2 separate regions of the Homo sapiens genome follow, and region 2 is linked to region 1. Evidence: read pairs that join two places in POLR2A ChIA-PET (ENCODE). Cell type or tissue: PC-9. All regions are shown on one strand.

Evidence for each region. ChIA-PET counts read pairs that join two places held together with the same protein. Peaks named below come from ENCODE experiments on the same cell type or tissue, not always from the same donor. Only the 100,000 strongest peaks of a DNase experiment are listed, where the experiment ranks them.
Region 2: POLR2A ChIA-PET joins it to region 1 with 11 read pairs; 14 of 35 experiments call an interaction of 5 or more read pairs at or near these places.

The regions. Positions count from the first base shown.
Region 1 is chr1:183,270,390-183,274,389 of GRCh38, forward strand. The region is part of intron 8 of NMNAT2 (nicotinamide nucleotide adenylyltransferase 2); the gene reads right to left. Among named protein-coding and RNA genes, the nearest start is that of LAMC2, 86 kb to the left of the region's middle. In PC-9, no CTCF peak of the experiment used is centred here; a DNase peak (open chromatin) is centred at 2,122; H3K27ac peaks cover 3,104 bases.
Region 2 is chr1:183,218,527-183,222,526 of GRCh38, forward strand. It overlaps LAMC2 (laminin subunit gamma 2), which reads left to right. Exons shown (of 23, transcript NM_005562.3): 5 at 2,299-2,435; 6 at 3,563-3,685. Among named protein-coding and RNA genes, the nearest start is that of LAMC2, 34 kb to the left of the region's middle. In PC-9, no CTCF peak of the experiment used is centred here; no DNase peak of the experiment used is centred here.

The DNA of each region.
Region 1 (4,000 bases):
GAAACATGCTCCCTCCATTTCAGTAAAGGATCCTCCACCCTTGCTGTAGCCCCTGCCACTCTCTGGAGGAAAGGCTGGGAGGAAACCAGTAAGGTCAGAGTCCAGCAGGTGGAAATGCATTTCCAGGATGGCCCTCTTAATGAAAAAAAAAAAAAGAGAGAGAACCATTCTTAAGAGGGGCTTCCCAGATGAAATCATCCCCACTCCCACTGCCAACTTAACTGGGGGTGTGGGAAGGCAGGGGATTCCAGACTCAAGTCAACAGCCTGGAAACCAAACCAACAGTGCCTTTCACATGAGAACAGCCAGAATCCCCCATTGGCAGGAGCTGAGCCTCCTTCCCCTGAGACTGTAATTTGGTATCGTTTGGTATCAGTCGTATCAGTGTGGGGGCCTAATCCCTGGGGTGCAAGAGTCCATCAGGCTTCCTGGCTGGAGCTGGACTGTCTGATAAAAACCATCTGAGCCTGAATAGCCAAAGTTTGTCTTTGTTCCATTTATCCTGGGGCCCTGGGATTTCTTCTGGAGTGGCTAATGCCCGAGGCTCTTCCTCTGTTTATTTTCTTTGGTTGTTTTCCCATAGCTGATGGATGTAGGAAGCAGTTAGCCCACGGCTGGTTGGCTGGAAAAATGTAGGATACAGCCAATTAGAACCAGCCTGTGGAATGCTGGGCTTTGAGGAGCGCAAAAAGAAAAAAAGATAAAACAATTCCCTCAGTGGCCATCTCTGGTGGCTGATGTTCCATCCCCAAGTTTTTACTCTTTTGGGTTAAATATTGACTCTTGCTCATTTGAAATGCAAATACTCTTGAGAGCAGCTAATACATGTAATCATTAAACTTAATGATTTTGCTGCTTGCTCAAAAGTTAATACCTTCCCAAATAAATACCAGGATCCACCTATTTCAACCAACCAGAACCATCTCCCCAAAGGTCTTGTTCCCCCCACCGAATCTTTTATATCCTCTTCCCTCCTTAAAAAGCTCTTCTCTTTCCACCTACTTAACCCAGTCCTGCTCACAATTCAAAGCCCAGCTCAAGGGCCACCCCCTCCCACAGAAAGCAAAGTGCACGGTCAGGTACTTTGTCTACTTTGTTTTCTCACATGGCTGGGTGCTCAATAAATATTTTAAAATAAGTGAATAACGGCCAACATTTATGGAATGTTTACTAGGTTCAGGAACTCTTCTAAACTTTTCACATGTTATAGTTAATATAGTATAAAGAAATATTATAATGAAAAGTAAGATACTTTTAGACTGCAAGTGCCTCAAGGATAAATACATGCTACGTTTATCCTGGGCACTTAATAAGCATTTGTTGAAAGATTGATTGAAGAAAGGAATGCTTGAATCAGAATTATTTTTTTCTTTTTTTTTTGAGATGGTGTTTCACTCTTGTCACCCAGGTTGGAGTGCAGTGGCGCTCTCTCGGCTCCCTGCAACCTGCACCTCCCGGGTTCAAGCAATTCTCCTGCCTCAGCCTCCTGAGTAGCTGGGATTACAGGAGCCTGCCACCACGCCTAGGTAATTTTTGTATTTGTAGTAGAGATGGGGTTTCACCATGTTGGCCAGGCTGGTTTTGAACTCCTGACCTTAGGTGATCCACCTGCCTCAGCTTCCCAAAATGCTGGGATTGCAAGCATGAGCCACCACACCTGGCCTTGAATCAGAATTAATTTGCCTGCTGGGCACAGTGATGGACAAAGCAGCTGGCAGCATCGGATCCCTACACAACGGGTTTTGTTTTGGGGAGAGGAGTGAGTGCAAATGCCTTCTGCTTCACAAATCTGCCCATGGTTGACCCTGTAGCCTCTGGCCTTGGCTTCCCACAGTCCCTGATCCATGCCTGGATGCCTGCATTGATGCTGGTGTCAGGATGCAGCAAAGCAAAGGAGCAGGTCTCCTGGGAGAGACTAGTTCTCCAATAAAGAACTCGGGAATGCAGTGGGGTGGCAGGAGCTGGGTTCTGATCTCCGAGGCTGGTCCAGAAGTCTGGATCTTGATTTCCCATACAGCCACTCTGTTCTATTACACTTGAGAGAAACTCGATGACTATGTATGGAATTTTTTCTCCATGGAATGTAAGGGGAAGGGTGTGTCACTGGTCAGAGAGGGTCAGAATTTGCTGTGGGCTAATGGATCTTTGTGCCTAATGGGAAATGCCACAAGGGATGTGTTTGGGGTGGGGATGGGGTCATCCCATTAGTCATATAATTAGATTTCTGGATGGAGAGCTTTGGTTCAAGAATCCAAAGTGAAAGAAAGAGCAAAACTGACTCAGTAGAGAGTGTGTGTTGGTGCTGGAGGAGGCCTTGTCAGTCCTGCTGTCCAACAGACGGTCTCAGCCGGTTCCAGCCTGGCTGGAGGCCGGGCTGCTCCACAGCCCCTTCAGGCTTTCTCCCCAGACCCATTTGAACCAGTGGCATCCCTCCTGCCTTGTTTCTGAAGATATTTGGAGAAGATATGAGAGGCTGGAGTGCGGGGCCGGGGCCTAGGACATTTCCTAGAAAAAGCTTTGATCTCCCTCCTGCCCTTCTGTCCCCAGTCATGGGCAGTGTTAAATCAAGTTTAGCCTAAAGCTGCCTCCCTGCATATTTTAAGTTCGGCCTAAAGATTTCTCTGTGTACATGGTGAACTATAACAAGTGGAGGTGTAAACAGGCTTTAGCTTACATTTGTGCCAATTACCAAGTTTTGGCCAATCAATGTAGCCAGCTGTTCGAACTGTGTTCAAATAAGACTGTTTCTGTACTTCACTTCCATTTTCTGTACATCACCTTCCTTTTTCTGTCCATAAAACTTCTACCACATGGCTGCGCTGGAGTCTGAGAGCCTACTCTGGCATGGGATGCCGCCTGATTCGTGAATTGTTCATTGCTCAATTAAACTCTTTTAAATGTAATTCAGCTGAAGTTATTCTTTTAACAGCAGATTTCAGGGTTTTGGCCTCATGGTCTCCAAGCAAAGTCTGTGGTCAACAAGTATCACTCGGGGCACCCGATAATAAAGAGAAATGTGCTCTGAGAAAGGGATGAATGAATGGGCAAACGAATGAAACCTGAAACAGAAGCAGGTCTCACATATCTCGCTTCCAGGAGTCTCATGGTTAGGAACTGAAATTCCTAAAATGGGCGTTTCCAGGCAAACCCCAGATGGTAGAACTTGCTAGTACAATAAGCAGGGCTCATTCTGTATCCACTCCTGAAAGATGTTCCTTTTCCAGACCTTGAGATCCAACCTTCCCCAAATAAGAGCAGTGGACTAATTCACTGAGGTGCTAAGTAATTTTGTGCTGCCTACACCCTCCTCTGCCAGCTCTATTTTTCTTTCTTTCTCTTTCTTTCTTTCTTTTTCTCTCTTTTTTCCCTCCCTTCCTTCCTTCCTCTTTCTTTCTTTCTTCCTCTCTCTCTTTCTCTCTTTCTTTCCTTTCTTTTCCCTCCCTCCCTCCCTCCCTTCCTTCCTTCCTTCCTTCCTTCCTTCCTTCCTTCCTTCCTTCCTTCCTTCCTTCCCTTCCTCCCTCCCTCCCTTCTTTCTTGCTTTTTTGCTTTTTGGAGTCTTGTCACTCAGGCTAGAGTGCAGTGGCACAATCTTGGCTCACTGCAACCTCTATCTCCTGGGTTCATGCAATTCCCCTGCCTCAGCCACCGGAGTAGCTGGGATTACAGGCATGCACCACCACGCCTGGGTGATTTTTGTACTTTTAGTAGAGATGGGGTTTTACCATGTTGGCCAGGCTTGTCTCAAACTCCTGACCTCAAGTGATCCACCCACTTCAGACTCCCAAAGCACTGGGATTACAGGTGTGAGCCACTGCGCCTGGCTGGCCAGCTCTATTTCTAGCAGACAGCCAGATCTTTTACAGGAGGAATTTGCAGGACAAAACCAGAATGCTCTGAAGTCAATAACTTTATTTATTTATTTGTTATTTATTTATTTATTTAGACAGAATCTTGCTCTGTCACCCAGGCTGGAGTGCAATGGCACGATCTCTGCTCACTG
Region 2 (4,000 bases), 52 kb before region 1:
TCCCTTGCCAACTAGCATGAGAATTAATCCTCCGAGTGTAATTATGGAAAAGGGATACTTGACAAACGTTGATGACCTTCTTCCTGCTCTCTGTCCTCAAAAACTAAGCTTTTACAACAACAACAGCAAAAACACACACACACACTGAGCACCCAAATCTCACTGGACTCCATACTCTGCTCTGGGCACCCTCTCTTTATTTTGACTTTGGGAGAGGCACAGGACCCCAGAGATTCCTCCCACCAGCTGGCTCCAAATCCCAGGTGCTCTGTATGAGGCAGTAATCAATAGTGAGATCCTGGGACACAGGCTGGTTGCAGGAAAGGCCTGGCCTAATTAAACATGCTGCGAAAATTCTTGTAAGAGGGCCTATCACAGCATATGGCCATATATAACCATCGTGTACAGAAGAGGCACTGCCCTGGGGATAGGATGGCAGTTACATGCACACACATGAATGGGCATGGGGCTGGGAGGAGGTAAGAGCCCTTTGGGCCAAGCCACACTGGAGGAGGTGGAGCAGTGAGGCACCATCCCCCCAAGCTGCCGGTGCAGGACGTGCCTTAAGTACAACTGTGCTCTGGCTTTAAACTCTTCCCTCCCAGAGGCTGTTGAGCAGAGGGCTGTGAGGCTGGCGTCAGAAGCAAAGGCTTCCTCCTCATTTCCTTAAAAGTAAGAAAGCAGTTCTTTGGCACCCTGCCAGTCACTTATACCTGCACAGAGGAAATGTCAAATACACTCCTAGCTTGTGTTTTCAGGGGTTTCTGGCTGCTGAGGTGAAGGCAGGGACATAAAGTTTAAGTGTTAAAAAGGAAGTCACTTGTTGAAAGCCTTTTTAATTTCAAAATAAAAGACAGAAATAGAATGCCACATAAAAGAAATGTTATCACCACCAATGGTAAGAAATAGACCTCTGCTAAAACTGCGTCCCAGTGACAATGCCCCCCTCCTCCCTAGAAGTGACCACTATTCTGACTTTTATGGTAATCGCTTTCTTTCTTTGCTTCATAATTTATGACCCCAGTGTGTTCCTAAACACAATCATTTAGTTTTGCCTAATTCCCTTCCTTTCCCTTCTTTTGTCTTCCCTCCCCACTCCTCCCCTCCCATCCTTCCTTGTTTTTTTAAGCTCTTTTAATCAGCAGGTTTCTTCTCCATAGAAACCATAATAATTCTTTTAACTCTTGCTCTTAGAGAAAAAACAAAGCTTGTTTAGTTACAACTGTTCTCTGAAGCACCTGCTCTTCACAGCTACCCTGCTTTTCTGTGATACTGTACTCAGAACATTCCCCCCAACATGTGGTGCAGTGGCTTAGACTACATGATTTGGAGACAGATGTACATGAATTTCAATCTTGCCTCAGCCATGTACCTGCTATATGTCAAGAGTTTCTTAACCTCTTGGCCTTAGTCTCCTCATCTAAGAAAATTGGAAATAGCAATTCCTCATAGGGTTGGAGGGAGGTTAAATGAGAGAACACACACAAGGTGCCTGGCACAACATAAGTGCTAAATAAATAATCATTGAAACTATCGTTATTTCACATTATTTCATGTGGAAGGATGTAGTTAACTTGAGCAGAGGACAAACAAGTCCTCCCCAGCTTCCCCTGCCTTCTTCTCTGTGACTCCAGCATCGAGGATGCCCCTGTTAGTCGTGGTTCTTATAGAAGCCACTGGAGGGATTGAGCTGGGAGCAGAGGTGGAATGCAAGCTTACACCTGGCTTTTGGAGAGTGTCTTAGCCATCCTTTTTCTTTGTCATATCCTCACCTGCCCTTTTCCCCAGTGAGCCAGAGCCCAGGTACAAGAGTCAGAGATGGGGATCAATACCTAAGTGGTCTTGGGGAGGGGGTCAATAGAGCTGAGTGGTGCTGAGGCAGGAGCCTCACCTTTCCTGGTCCCCACCTCCCAGTCTTTGTCACCATTAAACAGTAGCTCCAGGACAGGGCAGCATTGCATAGCCCTGCCCACACCCATTCTGCTCATCTGACCACCACTCAATTTCCTACCAAGGACTGGCCGACTACTCAGATGCCAGACCACCAAGACAAATGTGGCTCTGTTCTACAAAGGAACAGAAAGTGAATGTTTCTTATGCCGTCTAATTTAGGGGGGTCGTGATTGTCCATCTGGTGGTCTGGGGGTGGGGGTGATATGCAAAATCTGGTATTTCCCTCCTCTGAAAATTAATAGGGCCAAATGGAAGAGAAGGTAGAGAGGCTGACTCATTCATCATATTTTTTCTATAGAATAAAAAATAACCTATAATATCCTGATTTCTACAATGCCACTGCAGGTGTCGATCAGGTTACTATAATCTGGATGGGGGGAACCCTGAGGGCTGTACCCAGTGTTTCTGCTATGGGCATTCAGCCAGCTGCCGCAGCTCTGCAGAATACAGTGTCCATAAGATCACCTCTACCTTTCATCAAGGTAAAGCCTTCTATTTTCTAGGTTTTAGTTTTTTAATGTTGTACAGGGCTTTGTGTTTAGAGACAACCACCTCCGCATTCACAGGATGGATTCTCTTTAGAAATTCTCTTATAGTATTGAATGTACATTATTTTGTCAGGGCACTCAGGCATATCCTGATGTCTTGAAAAAGTCATAGGCTGAAAATAGTTCATTCATACTAGTGAATATAACTTAAAAGAATAACTAAAAAAGAGACTAGATTTTTATTTCCCTGAATTTTCCATCCCCATCTATTTCAAAACCACGAAGGAATCATTCATTTGGTTTGGAGAGTGTATGAGTCTTCCTGGAATTCACGTTCACTAATAATGCTGTTTTCACATATAATAAATGAGCTGATTTATGTGAAATTAGTTCCCAAGCTACAGAACACTATAAAAATATTGGAAACTGATATTATTTCAACATTAAGTCTGAGTTTCCCTTTGAAAAGACTGGACCCGGGCCAAGCGTGGTGGCTCACACCTGTAATCCCAGCACTTTGGGAGGCCGAGACAGGTGGATCACGAGGTCAGGAGATCGAGACCATCCTGGCTAACATGGTGAAACCCCGTCCCTACTAAAAATACAAAAAAATTAGCCGGGCGTAGTGGTGGGCACCTGTAGTCCCAGCTACTCGGGAGGCTGAGGCAGGAGAATGGCGTGAACCCGGGAGGCGGAGCTTGCAGTGAGCCGAGATCGCGCCACTGCACTCCAGCCTGGGTGACAGAGCGAGACTCCGTCTTAAAAAAAAAACAAATGAAAAAAAAATGAAAAGACTGGACCCTCTCACTTCATTAAGGTGAGAGCTTTTTATATAAATACAAAAAAATGCAAATTACAGGCAGAAGAAAACCTGCTATCTTATCACGAGTCAGACTCAAAGATGAGAAATCATAGCAGCTGCGGGATGGGAGCAGGTGAAGTTGAGAGCCACATAGAGAGATACATGCAGAATTTTAAGGACCATTTGCAAATGTGGAAATATTGAGAAAACCCCACTTTCTACTCACCACTAGGACTTGTCGGCAAGCAAATCTTTCTTTGTTTAACTTAATAGATGATGAGGGCTTGTCCAATGCAGACTGATTATGTTTGTGTTCCAGATGTTGATGGCTGGAAGGCTGTCCAACGAAATGGGTCTCCTGCAAAGCTCCAATGGTCACAGCGCCATCAAGATGTGTTTAGCTCAGCCCAACGACTAGACCCTGTCTATTTTGTGGCTCCTGGTATGTGAGGAATAATGTCTCCTATAGAGGCCAGCTTATAGGACTAGGAAGTCAAGATAGAGAAATTGAGTTAGAAATTGTGGAAACCATATAACTTTGGGTTCAGGGTAGCAGCATCTCCGGGTAGTGCAACCCCAGAAGAGAGATGGGGGCTAAGCCTGATTTGAGAGTCACTAAGGAATGGCCCAACAGAGCAGAATGTGGTGTCCCAGAGGTCAGACCCTGGTTGAGCTACCTCCTTTAATCAAATGGGAAGTTTCTACGTTTACCACCAAGGCAAGAAACCAAGGACTGTGGCCAAACCTATGGGTCTAT